2 separate regions of the Mus musculus genome follow, and region 2 is linked to region 1. Evidence: chromatin loops called from intact Hi-C (ENCODE). Cell type or tissue: left cerebral cortex. All regions are shown on one strand. Links, peaks and the distances in the headings refer to the core of each region. The heading gives the core; the rest is flanking DNA.

The links. Peaks named below come from ENCODE experiments on the same cell type or tissue, not always from the same donor. Only the 100,000 strongest peaks of a DNase experiment are listed, where the experiment ranks them.
Region 2: a loop joins it to region 1, with 1.9 times the contacts of the local background. A loop is called at or near these places in 2 of 42 quality-filtered maps.

The regions. Positions count from the first base shown.
Region 1 is chr13:34,072,902-34,082,830 of GRCm38, reverse strand. It overlaps Bphl (biphenyl hydrolase-like (serine hydrolase, breast epithelial mucin-associated antigen)), which reads right to left. Exons shown (of 7, transcript NM_026512.1): 7 at 8,757-9,155. The coding sequence ends at 9,068. It overlaps Tubb2a (tubulin, beta 2A class IIA), which reads left to right and starts at 4,823. Exons shown (of 4, transcript NM_009450.2): 1 at 4,823-4,958; 2 at 6,174-6,282; 3 at 6,543-6,653; 4 at 7,303-8,553. The coding sequence starts at 4,902. The coding sequence ends at 8,363. In left cerebral cortex, for the core only: a CTCF peak has its summit at 4,715; DNase peaks (open chromatin) are centred at 5,859, 6,215, 6,739, 7,385 and 4 more places; H3K4me3 peaks cover 3,099 bases; H3K27ac peaks cover 2,288 bases.
Region 2 is chr13:34,340,061-34,349,989 of GRCm38, reverse strand. Slc22a23 (solute carrier family 22, member 23) reads left to right here and starts at 4,772. Exons shown (of 10, transcript NM_001382849.1): 1 at 4,772-5,831. The coding sequence starts at 5,193. In left cerebral cortex, for the core only: CTCF peaks have their summits at 4,645, 5,408 and 7,552; DNase peaks (open chromatin) are centred at 6,015, 7,193, 7,613, 7,884 and 5 more places; H3K4me3 peaks cover 4,740 bases; H3K27ac peaks cover 4,612 bases.

The DNA of each region.
Region 1 (9,929 bases), core at 906-8,905:
GTCATGACCTGTAGGTTGAGAACTATTGAACTAGAGAACCACATAGAAAGTGTCAATCAGCTTTCTGTCACAAAAATACCCTGGGGCAAAATACCCAGGATGAAAAAAACCATATTGTAAGGAGGGAAGTTCCACTTGGCTCACAGTGTCAGCAGTTTGGCTGATGATTGGTTGATTCATTGCTTTGTGAGCCTGTGCTGGACGTGTACACTAGGGTGAAGGTGAAGGAAGGTGTTATGTGAACGGAGGCTACAAATGGGAAAAGAAAGAGGAGGTGGGACTAGAGTCCCAGAATCCCCCACTAGTGGACTATCTCAGTGAGTTAACTTCCTTCTACTAAACCCCACCTTTTAAAGGTTCCACCACTCCTTATAGGGTCAGAAGTTAGGAAGCAAGCCTTTAACACATGAGCATTTGGGGAGTATGGAAAATACAAACTATGGCACGGAACATGAGTTGATTGTGATTTATAAAGGAGCATATGACACAGAGCGAACACATGTTGAACCTTTGGCAGAAGCCCAAATAAACCTTCCCCATCTTGTTTTATCGGATATTTTGACACTGTGGCAAGAATAATAAGAAATACAAGTGCCCTGAGTAGGACAGGGAGAGAAGAGGGCAGAGAGAGGGAGAAGGGGGTAGAGGATATGATCATGCCAGCTGTAAAAGCTCAAATTTTTGTAACTAGCATTGTCATGTGGCAGGTGGTATTGTAAGCGTTGTCACACATTAGTCTGTCAGTCTTTGTAACAGCCCCAGGGGGGTGCAATTGTCCTTCAGTGTTCATGGAAATAGGCCAGCTCCTTAGACGCATCAAGTCTCTTCTATAAAATGGTACAGAATCTGCGTGGCCTATACACAGCCTCCTATGGACTGCACATTATTTCTAGATTTCTAACAATGCCTGACATTATACACATCACGCTGTATCTACTGTGTATGTCATATCATACTGTTCGGACAATGACAACAGTCAGAAGCATTTATTGCAAATATTTTTAACTCCTTAAATATGATTAGATGAATGAACATATGCAGAGGAAGTGGGGAAGAAGAGGTCAGGTGTTTGGGGTTTGTACCCTCACTCAGGCTCTGTGGCCTGTCCTCTTACCAGTCAGAGAATGGGGTGGGGGGGATTCTTCCCCTCACACAAAACAGCCGTGGCTATGTGAAATGATCCATTTAGAGGATGTGGTATGTATGGTCCAGGTGATGGAGAGAATGATAGCAGCAGGGGTGGGGTGGGGATTGCATATGTCTGAGACTCTGTGACATTGTGCTTAAGTCAAGGAATAAAAAGATGGCATTTGTTCTTTTTTCTTAAAAAAATTATTTAGCTATTTTTATGTATATGAGTAAACTCTTACTGTCTTCAGACACTCCAGAAGAGGGCATCAGAACCCATTACAGATGGTTGTGAGCCACCAGGTGGTTGCTGGGAATTGAACTCAGGACCTATGGAAGAGTAATTAGTGCTCTTAACTGCTGAGCCATCCCTCCAGCCCCTAGTATTTGTTCTTAATTACAAAGGCAAATATTTTAAAATTATGTTCAAAAGGAAAACGCCTCAACCCATAAGTGGAGGAAAAGGAAGATATTGCCATCAGATGTCAATAATGAAACCACACACATCTAGAGATGAGTGGATACGTTAGACCTCTTAATACTTTCTAAAATTTTAAAGTATTTTATGTGTGAATGTGCACTCAGAGGCATATGGGAATCAAAGGAGAACATTGTGTGAAGTCAGTTCTCTCCGTTTGTCTTTATGTGGGATTCAGGTATTGAACTCGGTGGCCAGGTTTGTATGGCAAACATCTTTATTTGCTGAGTCTTCATGCCAGCTCTAAATTTTAAAATTTTATAACCAAGACATATACATGTACATAACACACATATATACATATGTACATAACACACATGTATTCATGGGCTTAGAGCTCAACCTGAGTTCAAGAGGCCTGGAGGTGCCTCTCCCATCTCCAGTGGTGATTGGCTCTTGTGAAAAGAACCCGACACATTCTTGGAGGTGCTTGGAAACCATCAGTAGGCACTTAATTGTTATCAGGTGCAAAGTGAATACATTTGGTGGTGTTAATGTCGAAACTAATGTTTCCAAAATTTTAGGACCCCTGTTAGTGGGCTGACCAATCTGTCTCAGGAATGTCTGTCACCTATAGAAGGAACATCTGTCATGGTTGCACCTAACATGGGATGTGCTCACAGAATATGGTTTGCCAAAGCTTTCTCATGAGGACCCTTCCTGGCGGAGCCCGGTGAAGGCAAAGTGAGAAACTTGGCAGAGTGAGAGGCCTGAGTTCATGCCCAGGCTCTAGTCCACCCACTAGTCTAAACTCTGTCACTGCTACTTTGTGAAGCCTTTGGGGCACAGATGCTGTTGGTAACAGTGGTTCTAAAGCAAAGAAATGGCCTGTGGTTGGAGGACATTGTTGTCCTTTGCTACCCAACACCTGTCCAATAACCAACAGAACTGCTCCTCTTAGACAAGAAAAACAGATAAAAGGAGGGAACGGCTATTAACCCCCCCCCCAAAAAAAAACCCATCTTAGAGACCTGTTCTAAAGCAGGGGTTGGGAGGGGGTGTTACTTGGCTCATCTCCTCCTGTCATGCACCCTCCCTCCACAAGCAGCTTTGCTTTGTGATAGTATGAGGGAGTTTGGATATTCATACTGGAGAGAGAGGAAAGCAGACTCAGCCCTCAGATGAGTCACTTTGGGCAGGGCAGGCATTGTTTGAAATCTGTGTTTCTCTGGCTATACACTAATAGACATCAAGGCTGGACGCCCGATGGTGGAAGCAGGCTGACTCGAGACAAGGTCCAAAGCAGATGACAACACAGTCACTGTTCACTTACTTTCAGGGCCACTCAGTGTCCAGAGCACATGGGGTGTGGCTTGTCCTTTAGCACAGTATTTTCATCTGGTGATGTAGGCTCAAAGGTGAGCTGAGTGGCTGGAGGATCCAGCTAGGAAATGGTAGAAAAGCATCACTACTCTCTGCCTGCTAAGGAGCCTCACATCCCCAGGATCTCTTCCTCTCTTCCGCTTGGCCTTAAACTTCCATTAGGAATGAAGCCACAAACGCTAGGAGGCAACTGTCTCAGGAAACCTTTGTGAAGTGCCACAATCAGTGACATTCTCCAAAGCCATTTCGGCAGAGGTTCTGGAACCTTCTAGCTATTCAGGAAGACCCATGATGTGGAGATGGAGGCAGATTGGGGGAAAAACTCTGAAGGCCAAACCTGGGACCCAACAGCTTGGGGATGGGAAGGAGAAAGAAGAGCACTTAGGACATCTATTCCCATCTGAGGAGGCCCCAGCACAGCCTGCCTGCTAGGATGGAGGAGCCTGGAGGCCTGGGTCCCTGAAGCGGAATCCACGATGATGTAACTTCACCTGGGCTTAATCACGAGTGACTGGCTGTGGCTCCCACCTCAGCAAATGACCCAATATTAACATGGCAAACAAGATCCACATTTACAGCAGCATCCCCTTGGACTTTATGAAGGCATTTTCACTCCATAAACTCAACCTGCTTTCATATACACCTTCTCATTTCCTGTTCACAAAGCCAGCTCCACGGCACCTATAATTATTTAGTATTTGAAGAAACTGGCTCCCGAGAGGAACTGGTGGAAGCTCCTGTTTACCCCTCCACTGTGCCAGACCAACGAAGAGTAACTCCTGGTGGACCAGTCCTAGCGCCAAGCCTAGGGTTTCTGCTAATAGAAAAACTGCAGGTTCTCGGGCTTCCTCAATTTGTAGCTGGTCAGGTTTTAAACCTTGCTTTTCTGAGGGGAGGAATCTGGGTAGTGTTGATGCCTTTTGTGGGACAGACAGTACTAGCCGAGAGAAGGAAATGTGAGCCCTGAATGTGGGCTGCAACCGTGTTTTTATATTTTCCTGGTTATCACATTTTTAAAAGTGAAAACAAGTGAGTCATTTAACAAATATATTTTAAGCACTGTGTCCAAAACGTGATCACTGTGACCTTTTGTCAGTGAGGTTCTTTGGCTAACTTACCCAGCCCATGAAAACCAGTGTCTCTCTCAGACCAGCATCTCAACTCACACTCACTATATTAGCTACCTCCACTTCCCTCCCTTGCTCTCTCGCTCCAACACGTGTCTGAGAGCAGAAATTTCGACTTTTAAGAGGCTTTTAGGACCCAAGAGTCCAGACCAGAAAAACGTCACTCTTCCTCCTCTATACCTAGCAATCGACCTGTATAGCATCCTTGTCGTCCTTGAAACAGTCCAGACCCTCACTTGATCCTCCCCTCTTTCCTCCCAAGCGGTATCACGTCTGGCTTTCTACTCGCCCTTAGTTACCAAGCAGACTTGAAAGAGAGAACCGGGCTGCAGTTCAAGTCCTGCCCAGGATGCAGGCACCCTTTTTCAGAAAGGACATCTAGTAGAGATGCATTTTCAGTTCTGGGCTTCATATCCAAGAGCGAGGCCACACCTGTCCTGCTACTGGGGAGGCAGGAGCCCCATCTGTAGTCCCCAGAGTGGTGGGAAATGAGCAGTGTGGGAGCAGAACCAGAGTGTAACCTAAAGGTCTCGACAGTAGACAAACACCTCAGGTGGACACTGAGGGGAAACCAGCAGGACCGGCTGGGGGGGCGTAATAACCCTAGGAGGCTGGATACAGGCGGGTGCCCCGCACCTCGCACCGCGCCCCGGCTCCCTCTCGCGGTGCCGCAGTCCCAGCCGCGCCGCCCCTCGGCTCTGCCCCCATGACGTCAGCGGGACTGGGCGGTCCCCGGGTATAAAAGGCGGTGCTGGGGGAGGGCGACTGGTCTTTTGCGCTCCTTAGCCCTCTGTCCACGCACTGCTCCGAGGGCAAGAGCCTCCACCCCTTCTACAACCAGCACCATGCGCGAGATCGTGCACATCCAGGCGGGCCAGTGTGGCAACCAGATCGGCGCTAAGGTGGGCTCACCCCTAGGGAAGAAATGGATGAGGTAGTCCCATCCGGTCAGGGTCCCAAGGTTGCGTGGGGAGAGGGGTAGGGGGGGGTGTCGCGGAAGCAGGCCGAGCCTAGGGGATCCAGAAGAGCCCCGGCTGGTGTCGCATTCCACCGCTGGCTACTGGGCGGGCCGGGTCCTGAAAGCCGACCAACTTGCCAGGATTGGTGCGACAAGGGTGTCTTAAATTAAGGTCCATTACATTGCTTTGGGACACAGCCCTTCTGCGGGGTGCAGCTGACATTAGTCTGGGTTTTTTTCGTGTCTGAAATTTGGGTTGGGGGGGTCACTACATGTATTGAAAAAAATCTCATGTCAAATGTAATTCATATATATATATATATTTCTGTCATTTGAATGAAAAAAATGCAGTGTCATTGGGTTGACAGATGTTACAGAGGCGTGTCTTTGGGCCAACAGACGAGGGTGTTAGACAAATTCTCTTACAAGGGCTCGTTTAGATGTGACATAAAACATTATGGTCCTCTTTTTTCTCTGCAAGACTGCTTGGAATGGGGGCTGTGAGACCCGACGGCAGTGGGGAGACAGCAATGGGTATTTAACATGGGTGTGGGCGGGTGCCTGCACAAGGACATGGTCTCTTTCAACACCGCCATATTGCCCACCCAACCTCCCCACTCCCTTTCCTGCTGCCAAGTCACAATGGAGGTTACATCCTGAGGATGGCCAGCTTTTTCCCGGGGCTGCCAGACGCCCTCTCAGGATTGTACTGCCCATCCCCGAACATTCCTAGCCAGGGTCAATACCCGAAGCCAATATGTAGGTCAGTGGTATAAAACTGGGCTGTTGAAAGCTGTCATGGAGTCTGTGCCAGCAGCCATTGATCCCTGGAGGCACAGGGGGCGGGGCACCTGATTTTCCCTTCTGCCTTTCCCATCCATCAGCCTGTATGTGTAACATTCAGCCTTGCCTGGAGTGATAGAAAGCAGCTGCCTCTGCAGTTCTGCGAGATCCGCTGTGCCCACTTCCTTCTCCAGGCTCCTCCCAGCCCTGCATCTGTGGTCATAATATGGCCGATGCACTGCGCATTCCCAAGACCCTCTGCAGCAGCAGCTGCTGCCCAAATACATGGAGGCCCGCAGCCCACTAGGCTCTTGCCCTGCTGTCTTTCTGGTGACAGAGAGATTCTAAGCATGATGTGGGATTGTCTTCATTTCAGTTTTGGGAGGTGATAAGCGATGAGCATGGCATCGACCCCACTGGCAGTTACCATGGCGACAGTGACTTGCAGCTGGAGAGGATCAATGTGTACTACAATGAAGCTGCTGGTAAGAGTTTGGATGTCAGTCTCGCTTTCCATACCGTGACAGAGAAAGCAGCCTACCAGCATGCAGACAAGGAAATGGTTTTTTTGCATATTCATTTTTTTTAAAAAAGCACTTCATAATTCCTGAAGACCTCTGCATGCTTTGTGTCTCCATTTTCTTTTTCCTCCTTTGTCTCAATGCTGGGATTTCTGCAATGAATTCTTTTGCCACATTCATCTCCTTTCTCAAGCCCAATTGTAAGTCAGCTCTTGTCCCCACAGGCAACAAATATGTACCTCGGGCCATCCTAGTGGACCTGGAGCCGGGCACCATGGACTCAGTGAGGTCGGGACCATTCGGCCAGATCTTCAGGCCAGACAACTTTGTGTTCGGTATGTTGTGATGCTCCATGAGAGCTGGCCAGATGACTCACTCCCTTCCTAGCAGCCGTGGGCTTTACAGTTCTGTGTGCAGCATCCAGCTGAGCCTGTGTCCCACAGACCACAAGTCCTGGCCTAACCTAGGCAGCTGACAAGATCATGTCTGTGGTCACTCTTGACAGCTCAGAGGAGAGTGTGGGCCTGGTAGAGGCTGTGCAAGGCCTCTGTGAGGAACAGTGTCTGGGGGCAGGGGAGGAGGGGATGAAAGCCTTCAAAGAGGGCATTACAGGCTGCAGGGGATTTCAAAGGGCTTCTGATGCCAGGCAACCACTTCAGTGACCAAGGTGAAGCCCAAATGCTTACAGCTGCCTTCCCTGCCTCTTTAATTATACCTAATTAAGGGTATTTACAGAATGCTCTCTGTGCTTAAGTTTAGAAGCTACTGAGTATTGTTAAAATGTGTCCTCTTCCTTGATTCTTTCTTTATTATGATCCTCAAGGTTTTTGAGGTCCCTGGATACACTGACAATATTTCTTTCTCATAAAAGTATATCTAAAAGACTACTGAATGTTCTCTAAGGCCACTTCTACCATTTCCTCTACAGTCCAAGGACACCTCCCTGGATTCCTAACTGTCTAATATTCTCTTTTTCTCTTTCAGGCCAGAGTGGTGCAGGAAATAACTGGGCAAAAGGCCACTACACAGAGGGGGCCGAGCTGGTGGACTCTGTCCTAGATGTGGTGAGGAAGGAGTCTGAAAGCTGTGACTGTCTCCAGGGTTTCCAGCTGACCCACTCACTGGGGGGAGGCACTGGCTCAGGCATGGGGACCCTGCTCATCAGCAAGATCAGAGAGGAGTACCCAGACCGCATCATGAACACCTTCAGCGTCATGCCCTCACCCAAGGTCTCTGATACTGTGGTGGAGCCCTATAATGCCACCCTCTCAGTGCACCAGCTGGTAGAGAACACAGATGAAACCTATTCCATTGACAATGAGGCTCTGTATGACATCTGTTTCCGCACCCTGAAGCTGACCACACCCACCTATGGCGATCTCAACCACCTGGTGTCAGCCACCATGAGTGGAGTGACCACCTGCCTGCGCTTCCCAGGCCAGCTGAACGCAGACCTGCGCAAGCTGGCCGTGAACATGGTGCCATTCCCACGCCTGCACTTCTTCATGCCAGGCTTTGCACCTCTGACCAGCCGGGGCAGCCAGCAGTACCGAGCCCTGACGGTGCCCGAGCTGACCCAGCAGATGTTCGACTCCAAGAACATGATGGCTGCCTGCGACCCTCGCCATGGCCGCTACCTGACCGTGGCCGCCATTTTCCGTGGCCGCATGTCCATGAAGGAGGTGGATGAGCAGATGCTCAACGTGCAGAACAAGAACAGCAGCTACTTCGTGGAGTGGATCCCCAACAACGTCAAGACGGCCGTGTGTGACATCCCTCCTCGTGGCCTCAAGATGTCAGCCACCTTCATTGGCAACAGCACTGCCATCCAGGAGCTGTTCAAGCGCATCTCGGAGCAGTTCACTGCCATGTTCCGGCGCAAGGCTTTCCTGCACTGGTACACGGGTGAGGGCATGGACGAGATGGAGTTCACCGAGGCGGAGAGCAACATGAATGACCTGGTGTCTGAGTACCAGCAGTACCAGGATGCCACGGCTGATGAGCAGGGCGAGTTCGAGGAGGAGGAGGGTGAAGATGAGGCTTGAGAACTTCTCAGATACAGTGTGCACCCTTAGTGAACTTCTGTTGTCCTCCAGCATGGTCTTTCTATTTGTAAATTATGGTGCTCAGTTTGCCTCTGTCAGAAATTCACTGTTGATGTAATAGTGTGAACCTCTTTCAAGATCACAGTATTGTCTCAGAAATCTATATGAATAAAAAAGCATGTGTATAAAATCTATGGTCCTTTTCTCTTCAACATTTTTTTTTTCTGAAATAGAAACCATCATGGGACTTCTGCTTAGTGTTTTAATTGTTAGCATTCCAGATACCGTATGAACTTGTCAAGTCTAGGACTAAGGCAGAAGCTTTTAATTTTCAGGCAATAAAAGTATGCTCTCTATTTAAGAAGTCCTAAAATAGCAAACAGGAACACTACAAATGTTTCCCATAAATTTTATTTGAAAACAAATCATGGTAAGAACTTACTCATAGACGATGATAGAGAGTTAATGTTAAAAATGGAAATGTTCATGTTTCTTCAGCTATTGAAGCTATAACCTGATTTCGGTATGCTATTTTTCCTGTTTGCATAGAGTCACATTGCAGGGAAGATAGAAAGCCTGGCAGGCCTGTCTGTGAGCCGAGGCCAAAAGCAAGGGAAGGCATTTTGGAGCATCCAGGTAACAGGCAATGACATGATCTTTTAACACAGAATCTGCTGGACACCAGCGGTCTGTCTCCTGGACTTTCACTGTAGAAAGTCTTCTACCAACCTGTTGAATTCGTCTGCAAAGCGTAAGTGTAAGTTGTGCTTGCCTTCTGGCATCAGATGCAACCTAGGAGACAGCAAACTTTTGATCAGTGGTATGGATACATTAAAAATGCTTTCCCCTCTTCAGCAGTTGATGGGAATCTTTCAGAACCAAATAAAGTTTCCAAGAATGTGAATGTCGGGGTGAACTCCCTTGGCAGTTCTGACCACCTCGTAAGGTAAACCATAAGGTTTTCCTTCACTGAACAGTGAAAATATGTCTGGAATCACATCAGGGACATAAATGGTTTGACTGGAAAATGATGGAGATAGTGACCTGGTAATTACTTTAAGAGTCCATTTTTAACCAACTTGATTTTTTAAAAGACTACTGAGAAAATGACTAAAGAATAACAGGGGTGATAATGATTGGCTGTAACCCTAATTCTTCAAAAAGAAGATGGCAAAAATAAGAGAAGGTCAGGATTCACTGACTTGCACAGGTCAGTTCTTTTTGTGGTGGGAGTGGTGGGGGGAGGGGGAGGGGGAGGGGGAGGGGGAGGGGGAGGTATCTGTATAGTGATAGTGCTAAAGCCAAATAGGAATTCTCAGCCAGCAGCAGCCTTTGTCCAAGGTTCTAAGGACTCCTGTCAAGTTCAGAGTGCAGAGCAAATAAGCCTGACTGCGGCCAGCAGACAGAAGGAGAAATGCCTTAGGAATTTGGGGTGGGTGTTGGGGCTCAGCAGCAGTCATGTGTGCAGAACCATTTCTGCAGCTGCCACATCATGTCTTTGATGGGCCCTTCTGTGCTGGAAAGGCCTTTTTCCATTTAATGTGATTTTAGTCAAAGGGGAATGAT
Region 2 (9,929 bases), core at 1,156-9,155, 270 kb before region 1:
TTGCTCATTCATAATCAAAAACCATCATTGGCCCTAGAAGCCAAGTTCAGGGAGAATCTCATCAAACAGAAGGCAGCTGTTCTAGTGCTGGGACAACACTTAAAGTTTGCCTATAAGGCCTGACCTGGAAGTCTATCGCTTGCGCGCTCTCCCTCTCTCTCTCTCTCTCTCTCTCTCTCTCTCTCTCTCTGTCTGTCTGTCTGTCTGTCTCTCTCTCTCTCTGTGTGTCTCTGTCTCTCTCTCTCTCTCTCTCTCTCTCTCTCTCTCTCACACACACACACACACCCCATTTCTTTAAAAAACACTAATTTCTACATACATTTGATAGGAGAGAAATTTTTAACTCAATAAAATAGTTGTTAAGTGAGTCTTCTTGTTGTTTGTTTGTTTTATTCTGTTGTTGTTGTGCTTTGAGACAGAGTTGCCTGGCTTGAAAATAAGTTTTAGCCAAACTTTTTAAAGCAATTGGGCCCTGCTGATCCCACTTGTAGTGGGAGTAGCTTTTTGCATGGAAGACTTTGTTATCTTCACGGGATTTGTGAGCAGGAAGGATGAATTTGGCTTGCAGCAGACAAGCAGGTGGCCTCTCCTCCAGGTAATACCTGCAGCTTTCCTTAGGAGAGCTCTTGTGACATTTTTATTACTTCTGCTGCCTCAGAATGAAAGTAGCTTTTTCATTTTGATTTATGATAGGTTTTGTAAATGTCAAATTCCTTGTTAAAGAGTAAGAGTTGACATTCCAGAAGCCAAAGGATGATAAAAAATAATGTTTGAATACTATATACGCAGCTTTAGCTGTGAGATGCTGATGCACATCACAATTTGGGAACACTCATAGAAAGCAAGGTAACCTATCCTTCAAACAAGCATCTGAAGGGAAGAAATTAAGCTGCTATAAAGCCAAAAAAGAATGATGCAGTACATGATTTGCCAAGTTATAATTCAAGAATAAAGAAAATTAATAGATGAGCCGAAACAATCCAGAATACATTTAGTATGACTTGGCTTCTGATTAAAGTTATTTAACCCTGACGCCAATTCCTTGGGATTAACTTTTAAAGTTGGATATCCCTCAATTTTATAGGTAAGCTGAAGTCATTTTTTTTTTTTGTCCTCCTGCTATGTTCAAGGGGAAGAAATTATCCAAGCATATTACTGACTAGGTTGCATCGTATTTTCATTATCTCAGGTTTTGGGAATTGCAGAGTGCTAGATTACTTAACAGAATGTCAAAGGAAGAGAGATGACTCAGCTTCTTTGTGTGCACTCAGGATGCTAATGTGCACTGGGGTCAGGAACTCAGATGGAGATGTTTGCAGGGGCCAGATGATGACGTGACTGTGTGCCAGGCAGTGATAAAGACAAGCTGGGTAACCCTTGCCTGCTCACTGTATTTCAAGTGAGCATGGCCCCATAAATACGGGGCAAGGAAAAGGCCAGACATCTGCTATGTTAGGAGTATTCCCAAACACAGTTTAAAAACATGTTCAGTCCTTCCATTTTGAAATGCTGGCAGTGATGTGTTTTTTTTTTTTTTTTTGGAAACTTTACATATAGTCTGTGAGCTGCAAAGCCAACAGACAACTTCCTATCCAGAGCAATCCACTAACCACAATAGCTCACAAGTCATGGGATTGTCAAGTTCAACTGAATTCTTAAGTTGGCTCAGCTGAACACTTGCTTGAGAGATTAAACAAATATGAAAAGCTTGCTTAATGACTTAAGAGTCAAGGTAAAGCCTTTGTAGATCTTAACAGAGGACATCATCAGATGATCACAGCTGGGTGTACTCAGTCACTCCGCAAGGACACACTGAGAATCTCACATGTGCAGATATTGTTATCACTTCCGGGAACACTGCTGAGCAAGGGAACTACTAGGTGCTTACATTCTGGAGGTGGAAGGTAAAGCCAGTATGTAAGTAAGTAAGTCAAACAACGGCTAACAGCAAAGGCCATCCAAAAAATACGGGGTGGGGTTGTTGCTAGTTGAAAACAACCAACTTCTGTATACTAGCTGGGGGGGGGGGGGGCGGGGGGAGGCTTTAAACACTCACCTTGGAGGCCGCCATCCACTCTGGAATATCAATTTTGCTTTACTTCATTGTTCTAGGGCTCATCCTGAGGTCACCTGTGGTGCGTTTTAATAAATAGAGGGCCAGTTTATTCTAAATTAGTTACATTTTAATCGTCTTGACTAGATTTGGGAGAAATGTTGATCCAAGAGGGACTTAAGGAAGCCCCTAATCTAATCAGTAACTTAATTACAGCGCCTGGGTTGAGGCTGCTGCTGCTGCTGCTGGTGAATTCCAAACATTTGGTGTTGGTTTCATTCGGCTTTAGCTTTAGAGAGCACCATTTTTCAGCATGTCTCCAAAATCTCAGAATGTACCATTTGGGGATTGTTGCTAGACTTTGGAATAAGAATAAAGAGCTTTAAAATGAAGGTCCTTCTAGGCCAGGGCTGTACCCACCTTAAAAGCATACAAATAGCCTTTCCTTAAGAAGGCAAACAGACTTCATTTTATAGCCCCTACTTTTTGTAGGGTTCTAAGCTTTGTTTTATTGTAAATATGTAACGTATACAGGATGCTTTGGTATTTATGTATGTAGCAAAGTGATTACTCGTCAAATAGTATCTGTCACTCCTTTTAAACAAACACTGTTGTAAACTCTTCTGTGGTTGGTAATCTGTTCCTACATGTTGAAATGAAAGAACCCTCGAGGTTAGATGACTAGGGATCTAAAACCAGTGGTTTGTCAAGCATCTAACGCTCACTTCATCTCAGCCCTGGAGGAAAGAATTGAATGACTGTGGATCTGAAAGCAACCCCCTCCAAAGTTCCCCATGATTCTTCTCCCAATTAGATGAGCCATTGCTAAGATCAATGGCTGTGTTTTGCAGTGACTTACAAAGTTTCAGCTAGGTTCCTAGTGAGCAGCTGAGCAAAGGAGTCAGACCCAGACACGGAGCAGGCTTCCTTTGAAAGAACCAACACGGAAGGGGAATGAGAGAAAGCCTGGCTTGTTACATTTCAGTCAGATAAGAAAATGTAGGTTGTGTGCAGAGGGTGGAGTCAGTAATAAATATCTAACATTCATTCATTGAATGCTGACTCTGTTCTGTTGGGGTGTGGGGTGAGCGCGTCCCAAGGATTAGCTCTTCAAGTGATGAGGGGAAGAAAAGTTAAACTAACCAATAAAGTGAAATTAGGAGAAGAAGGTGGAGGAAGAGGGTAGAGGGGGAAGGGGAGGGGGAGGAAGAGAAGGAGGAAGAGAAGATCACATGTATTGGCAGGTTGCACTGTCACTCCTGATTTTGAAAATAATACTTTATTAGATTATAATCATTATACTGCATGATGGGTTTCATAATGACATTCTCACTCAAGTATGTCATTAAATGTGCTTAAATTTCCAGACTGGGTTTCCCAGACCTTTAGTGTCTTCTGCAGCCTGTGTCTCTTCCGTCTATTGTTATCTAATCTCCCCTTCCCAGCCACTCAGGAAAATTCACAGTTGGGTTCCCCAAAGTCCAGCTCTCTGGCAGTCTTCAGAAATAGTTCTCTCCACGTGTCAGAATTTCAGCAGTAAGTACATGTTGACTGGAACATTGAGCTGCATGCTTAAAAAAAAAAAGTCTCCCACTAAATTATACAACATGCAGCTGAGAAAATAACGGAGATGCTTAAAGAACGCATTCCATACATGTACTCGCAGGATATGCTTTTGGGAAAAGAACGCGAGCTTCCTTCCCCTGTGCTAAATAAGACTAGAGATAGATTGCTCCATTTAAGATTTCCATTAATTCCATTAATAAACTTCTCAGAATATGAAATGTCTCGAGAATGTAGTGAGGCTAAGATGAAAGCCGCATAATTCTCACTGGTGTCAGGCCTGGCACGCAGGAGAAGATATGCTAATGCGGCCGTTTGCCGCAGGGCTGGTGTTATTTATATAGTGCTAGCTGGGCAAGGCTGGCTCTGGAGTCTGGAGTGCCAAGAGCATTTGGATCTCCTGTGAGGTGTAGATGTGTGCGCGCCTGTGCGCAGAGCATAGGAATTGTGATTCCGAGACCTTGGGGAGGGGGTGGGGCAGGCCGCCCTCATTCACGTTTGTATCGAGTGTGTGGCTTCTGTTGAAGGTCTAGCCTTCTAGAGTTGTGTTTATTTGACATTCATTCTGGAGCACAGAAAGAAATGGCGATTTGGGGCGGGTGCTGCAGTAGGTCGTGTGTGACCCAGCGTTGTAAGGGGCTGTCATCCTAAAATTGGCAAACATGCCTCCTTGCCCCAGCTCCGTGACCATAAAAAGCTGCCTTATTTGAGTCTGGAAGAAGAACAGAAGGTTGTTCTGGAAGACAGGCAACCCTTGGGCTCAAGACCAGGAGTGGGGTGCCAGCCGCCAGGCACCTCGGAAACGAACAGAGGTCACGGAGAGCCGGTGTGCCCGGGGCGAGGTCCCTTGCGGCTGTGGGACTTGAGACTGGCAGACGACACTGTCCTCTCACTCCCAGCCAGTGCAGACTCCTTGGTGACCCCCGTCCCCCGCGCCCAGAGACCACCAGGGATCTTGCAGCGGCCCGGGTGTCCCTCTCCCCGCCCCTGCGTCTGTCCGGGCGGTGGCGACACGGCCCGGCTGGAGGGGGCGCTCGTGCGCAGGAGCGGCGCAGCAGGTGCCGCGGTTACCTCCACCTCGGCGGGGGGAGAGGGGGCGGGCCGGGGCGGGAGGCGGAGGCCGGCTCGGTGAGCCGAGAGCGCGGCCGGCTCCGCAGGCTGGCTGCGAGCTTGCGGCTTCCGGGAGCGCCCGAAGTCCGTGGAGGATCTCCCAACCCGCGGCCGCCGGCGGCCCCAGCACAACGCGCACCGGTGCCCGCAGGGCCCCGAGTCGCGACAAGGGCGCGGGTCCGGCTCCTCCTCCTCCCCGGCCGGCGCGCATCAGCGGAGAGCCTCGTAGCTAGGCGGGCGCCCGGGCCGCGGCGCGGATGAGCCGCGGCGGCTGAGGACTCGAACGGTTTCTGCCCGGCGCCCAGGGCACGGGGGTGCGCGGGTGACATGGGGGTGGCCTGACTCGCCGGGCCCGGAGCACTCTCTCCGGCCGCGGGCCCTCCTCCTCGGCGGCGGCGCTGTGCCCGGGCGCCCGCCGAGCTCCGCCGCGCTCTATGCGCCTCTGCGGGAGCCGCGGGCCCTGGCCATGGCGATAGACCGGCGGCGTGAGGCGGCGGGTAGTGGTGCCGGGCGGCAGCCGGCCCCGGCGGAGGAGAACGGCTCCCTGCCGCCCGGGGACGCGGCGGCCTCGGCGCCCCTCGGAGGGCGCGCGGGCTCCGGCAGCAGCGCGGAGATCCAGCCACTGCCTGCGCTGCACCCCAGCGGCGGCCCGCACTCGAGCTGCTGCGCGGCGACAGCCGCCCCGAGCCTCCTGTTGCTGGACTACGATGGCTCCGTGCTGCCCTTCCTCGGGGGCCTGGGCGGCGGCTACCAGAAGACCCTGGTGGTGCTCACCTGGATCCCGGCACTGTTCATTGGCTTCAGCCAGTTCTCGGACTCCTTCCTTCTGGACCAGCCCGATTTCTGGTGCCGCGGGGCCGGCAAAGGCACCGAGCTGGCGGGTGCCACTGTCACCGGCCGATGGGGTGACATGGGCAATTGGACCAGCCCCTCGGCCACCCCCTTCTCCACTGCCTCCTGGGGGACCACGAGCAACCGAAGCAACAGCAGCGACACACCACCCCTCCCATCCCCTCCAGGCAAGGGGAACAACGACTCAAATTGCGACTGCCACGCGTGGGACTACGGCATCCGCACTGGTCTCATCCAAAACGTGGTCAGCAAGGTAAGGGCCACGACCGCCGCGTCCCCGCGTTCTTCTTGTGAACCTTTTTCTTCTGACCTCGGTCGCCTCTGCTCTGTGCTCCATCTCTCATTCTCTGCAGACTTAGGTCCAAACCTACCCAGTTGAGGAACCCAAAATGTTAGCCTGTGTACGCACAACCCCGCATTGACTGGGCTCCCGGCTGTCCCTCAAAGGAGATGCTCTTACTTGGATGTGAAGCCAAGGCTTTTTTGCCGCCCTCTGCGGTGCCCGTGACGCTGCATCCGCTTCAAAGAGACCGACTTAGCCTTTTCTAATATCCACACAAACTCCTGTCCCAGTGCACATATGGAAAGGGCTCCCCTCCCCCGAAAGGTTCAAATCCTCTCCTCTATCTAGCTAAGGTGTCAGACTCACTGATGGCTCAGCAGGGGCCCTGGAAGACTCAATCCCTCTTCTAGGGCTTCTCCTTGGAGCCAGGACATAGCCATGTTCTTTCTGCAGGCTGCCTGTCCCTGTGTCTCCCACTAAGAACTAACTATCCAAGAGAAATAGTGTTCTACTCTCAGATATTCTTTCTAGCAGATGTCAGCCTCCCCACACGTGCCTTGAACAGATTAAAGCCAATTGAATCCAAGTTATAGACAAAGAAGCAGAGCCCTTTAAAAAGTTCCCTGGCCAACCCACCCCCACCCCAACCATGAGTTGTCCTTCCCAGAGATCTGACTGTAGACTTTAATGTGTTCCCTCAAATACTTTCTCAGGACTTCAGTAAATAGTCCCATAGCATAGGAAGGTGGGAAGTTTGCAGGGTGTCATCGCTGCTCCTGTACAGCACCTGCTCTGGTCTCAGGCATTGAGACCTGGTGAACTGGTCCCAGTTCGCACTTTGTCCTCCCTGTCCCTTGCAAAGGTCTTGCATTCTGTGTGGTACAGCAGGAGTGTTCTGAGAGAGTTGTATATCACCCTAAAAGTGGACAATACTGTTAGACAATTGTAACCCTAGGTAACCATAATTTTCCATTTTCTTGGCCTGTAGGAAACACTGGATGCCACCTAGTTAAGCAACTTGTGAAACATTTGTAGTTTCTGTCCCTTCGGCAGTTTAAACAGTGCAGTTGGGACAGTTCTGAACTGTGTAAAGTGCTCTGTCTAAATTCAAGAATGGATTTGGACAGTTTATAATTGTGTGTGTGTGTGTGTGTGTGTGTGTGTGTGTGTGTGTGTGTGTGTGTGTAAAATCCAGCTCTCTGCCCAGTGTGTGTTAGTAAACAGTTGTAGCTCATGGATCTGTAAGATGAAACTCTTACATCATCTTAATCATTGTTTTAATCTTGTACCAACCTGGCCAGAAAATGCTGTGTCCTGTGGGAACCAAACCGTCTGGCTTAGTGATCTCTCTGCTTTGCAATATAATTGAGAAGATCCTCCTAGCTTGTCTCATCTTGACTCATCCTCCCCCCCTCCCCCCCAGCCTCTCCCTTCCAAAGGTGCTTCTGTAACTGATTCCCATTCATGGAGGGCAGAGACAATTTTAAAAAGAACGACAACTACCTAAATTGCCATGGGTGCTTGACAACAATAAGGATTTGGTAACACTGCTGAGTACTTGAAGCCTCTTTTGAGAGTGTAGGAAGAGTACTGGTTTGAAGGAGTGTGCGTGAAGAGGGCTTTGTGCTAGAGTCAAGTTGGAAGTTAGCCGGTGGAGCAAACCAACCATTACTCTAGCGGTGGGACCAGGAGACAGCTACTCATCCCCTGCCAGGCATGGTGTGAAGCAGGAACAAAAATAGTTCTTGAAAACAGACTAGATAGAGTCATATTGGAAAGCTGGGCAAGTTTTTAAAATTAGCATTCAGGAGGGCGAACTCTGTGTGTGTGTATGAATGGAGGGGACAATGCCTGACAACACACGGTAGTTACATGTTACAGGCAAGATGACATAGAGGAATGAAGGCCTGTGCACAATAATTAGAGGCATGCTTTCTCATACTGTAAAGGCGAGGAAGGACATATTGATTTTCACAGAGAAATATGCTCCAGCAAGAGGACCGCCCTTCCACCACGTTCTGCTAGGTAACAGTGCTTGAAAGAGCTTTTCCAGCACATTTTGGCTCTCTGGCGGACTTCTCCCTCTGCTAATTGTGCTCGCTGGATTCTGTGCCTATGCACAAATGTAGAAATCTGACTGGGATGCTGCTGGCATTTTACAGTCAAGTGTCTGTCTAGTTTGAACACAGTAAACTGATACAGAGGAAGCCTTCACCTTGTGTCAGTGGATACGACTTCAAGGTTGGAGAAGTTGTCCTGTGTCCCCTTCCCCTCAGGATGTCTTCAGCATGCAGCGTGACTCGTGGAGCTGGTGTGTTCCTGAGACACAGCCCTGTCACTTCTAGCCCTAGCTGTTGGTTGGGAATACATCATCACATTTGCTGTCCTCATACCTGGATGCTGTAAGAGATCACTTAGCTCCAGAATGTTAGAATGAAGATGGTTCCCTGGGCTCTAAGCTTTACCCCCTCAGGGTTACACTCCTGACATGCCCTCATTACTTCAGTTTAAACCCTTCCACAAGCGGGGCTCTGTCCCAAGCAGGCCAACCTGCCCTTCTTTGTAAAGAAGCATGGGTTTTGGTGAATTTCACTAAAGTTCTCTCATGTCTGTCAGCTTACTCCTGAGTATGCTTGGTTTTCCAGCATGGGATTCATATTTTGTTCTTGTTCTTCCCCTCCCTCCCTCCCTCCCTCCCTCCCTCCCTCCCTCCCTCCCTCCCTCCCTCCCTTTCTTTCTCTCTCTCTCTTTCTCTCTCTCTCCTTCCCTCCCTCCTTCCTTCTCTCTTTCTTTCTTCTCCTTCCCTTCCTTCTTTCTTTCCTTCATTTCTTCCCTTTTTTCCTTACCCCTTACCCCTCTGTTTCTTTTCATTGTTGTTATCTTGTTTTGCTTTTTTTCAAGACAGGGATTCACTGTGTAGTTCTGGCCGTCCTACAACTCACTCTGTAGACCAGGGTGACCTTGAACTCATAGAGATCTACCCTCCTCTACCTCCCAAGTGCTGGGATTAAAGGCATGCACCAGTATGCCCTGCTTTATTTAGTAGTTTCTTACTTGGCTGAAAAATGTCCACCTATTTCATGTGTTCCATTCATAGCAAGGTCAGCCATATTGGCTGCTACATGAGTATCTATCTGCCTCTTATACATGGTACCAGAGCACAGCCAAGCAGCCACTGCATGATCTACCCTAAAAGGGAGACTGGGCAATGCCTCCACTAATGGCGCCTATGGAGGGTGCACCATCATCTTTAGCAGATATGAGGTACTTCTGTCTGCATACTGTGGCCCCCAGGCTGCCTTGCTTTCACTATTAGGTTGCATTTAGTGAGGACGTTTCTGCTTCTACAGAAGTAGCTTGAACAACAGCTCCAGTTTCTTCTAAGAGGTTTCGAGTGTTAACATCTCTCCTCTTGGTATCTTTATTGTTTTTTGTTGTTATTGGGTGTTTGTTTGTTTGTTTGTTAGTTTTGTTTAGTTTTGTTTTGTTTTTTAAGACAGGGTTTCTCTGTGTGTAGCCCTGGCTGTCCTGGAATTCACTCTGTATAACAGGCTGGGCTCTAATTCAAAGATCCACCTGCCTCTGCCTCCTCCTGAGTGCTGGGACTAAAGTGTGTGCCACTATGCCCAGCTAACTTTATTAGTTCTTGTATTTGTTATGCATACCCCAGGCTTTTCATCATAGAATTTACAATTCCTTCAGAGTTATGATTGTAGTAATGATGATGTTGGCACCACCTTTATTTTGTGCAGCTTTTTGTAGTTTCTCTTACATGAATTATTCCCTTTGCTCAATAATAGTAACCCAAGGCCAATTTTAACATACCAATATCACCGATTACAGAAAATGAACACACATTTGAATGGATTCTCATAGGAGACAGGTATTCAACAAACTTCCGTATCTCTGTTCTAGCATTCTGTGTTTGATGCTGAGCAGAGCTGTCAGTGTCTTCTTGAGAGGATGAATCAAATAGGTCCCTTTCCCAGAATAGCAGGTTTGGGGTTCTGAAGATGGGTGGGTCTGGACTTGGCTCCTGTGGCCCCCTTTTCTCATTTTCTATGCTGC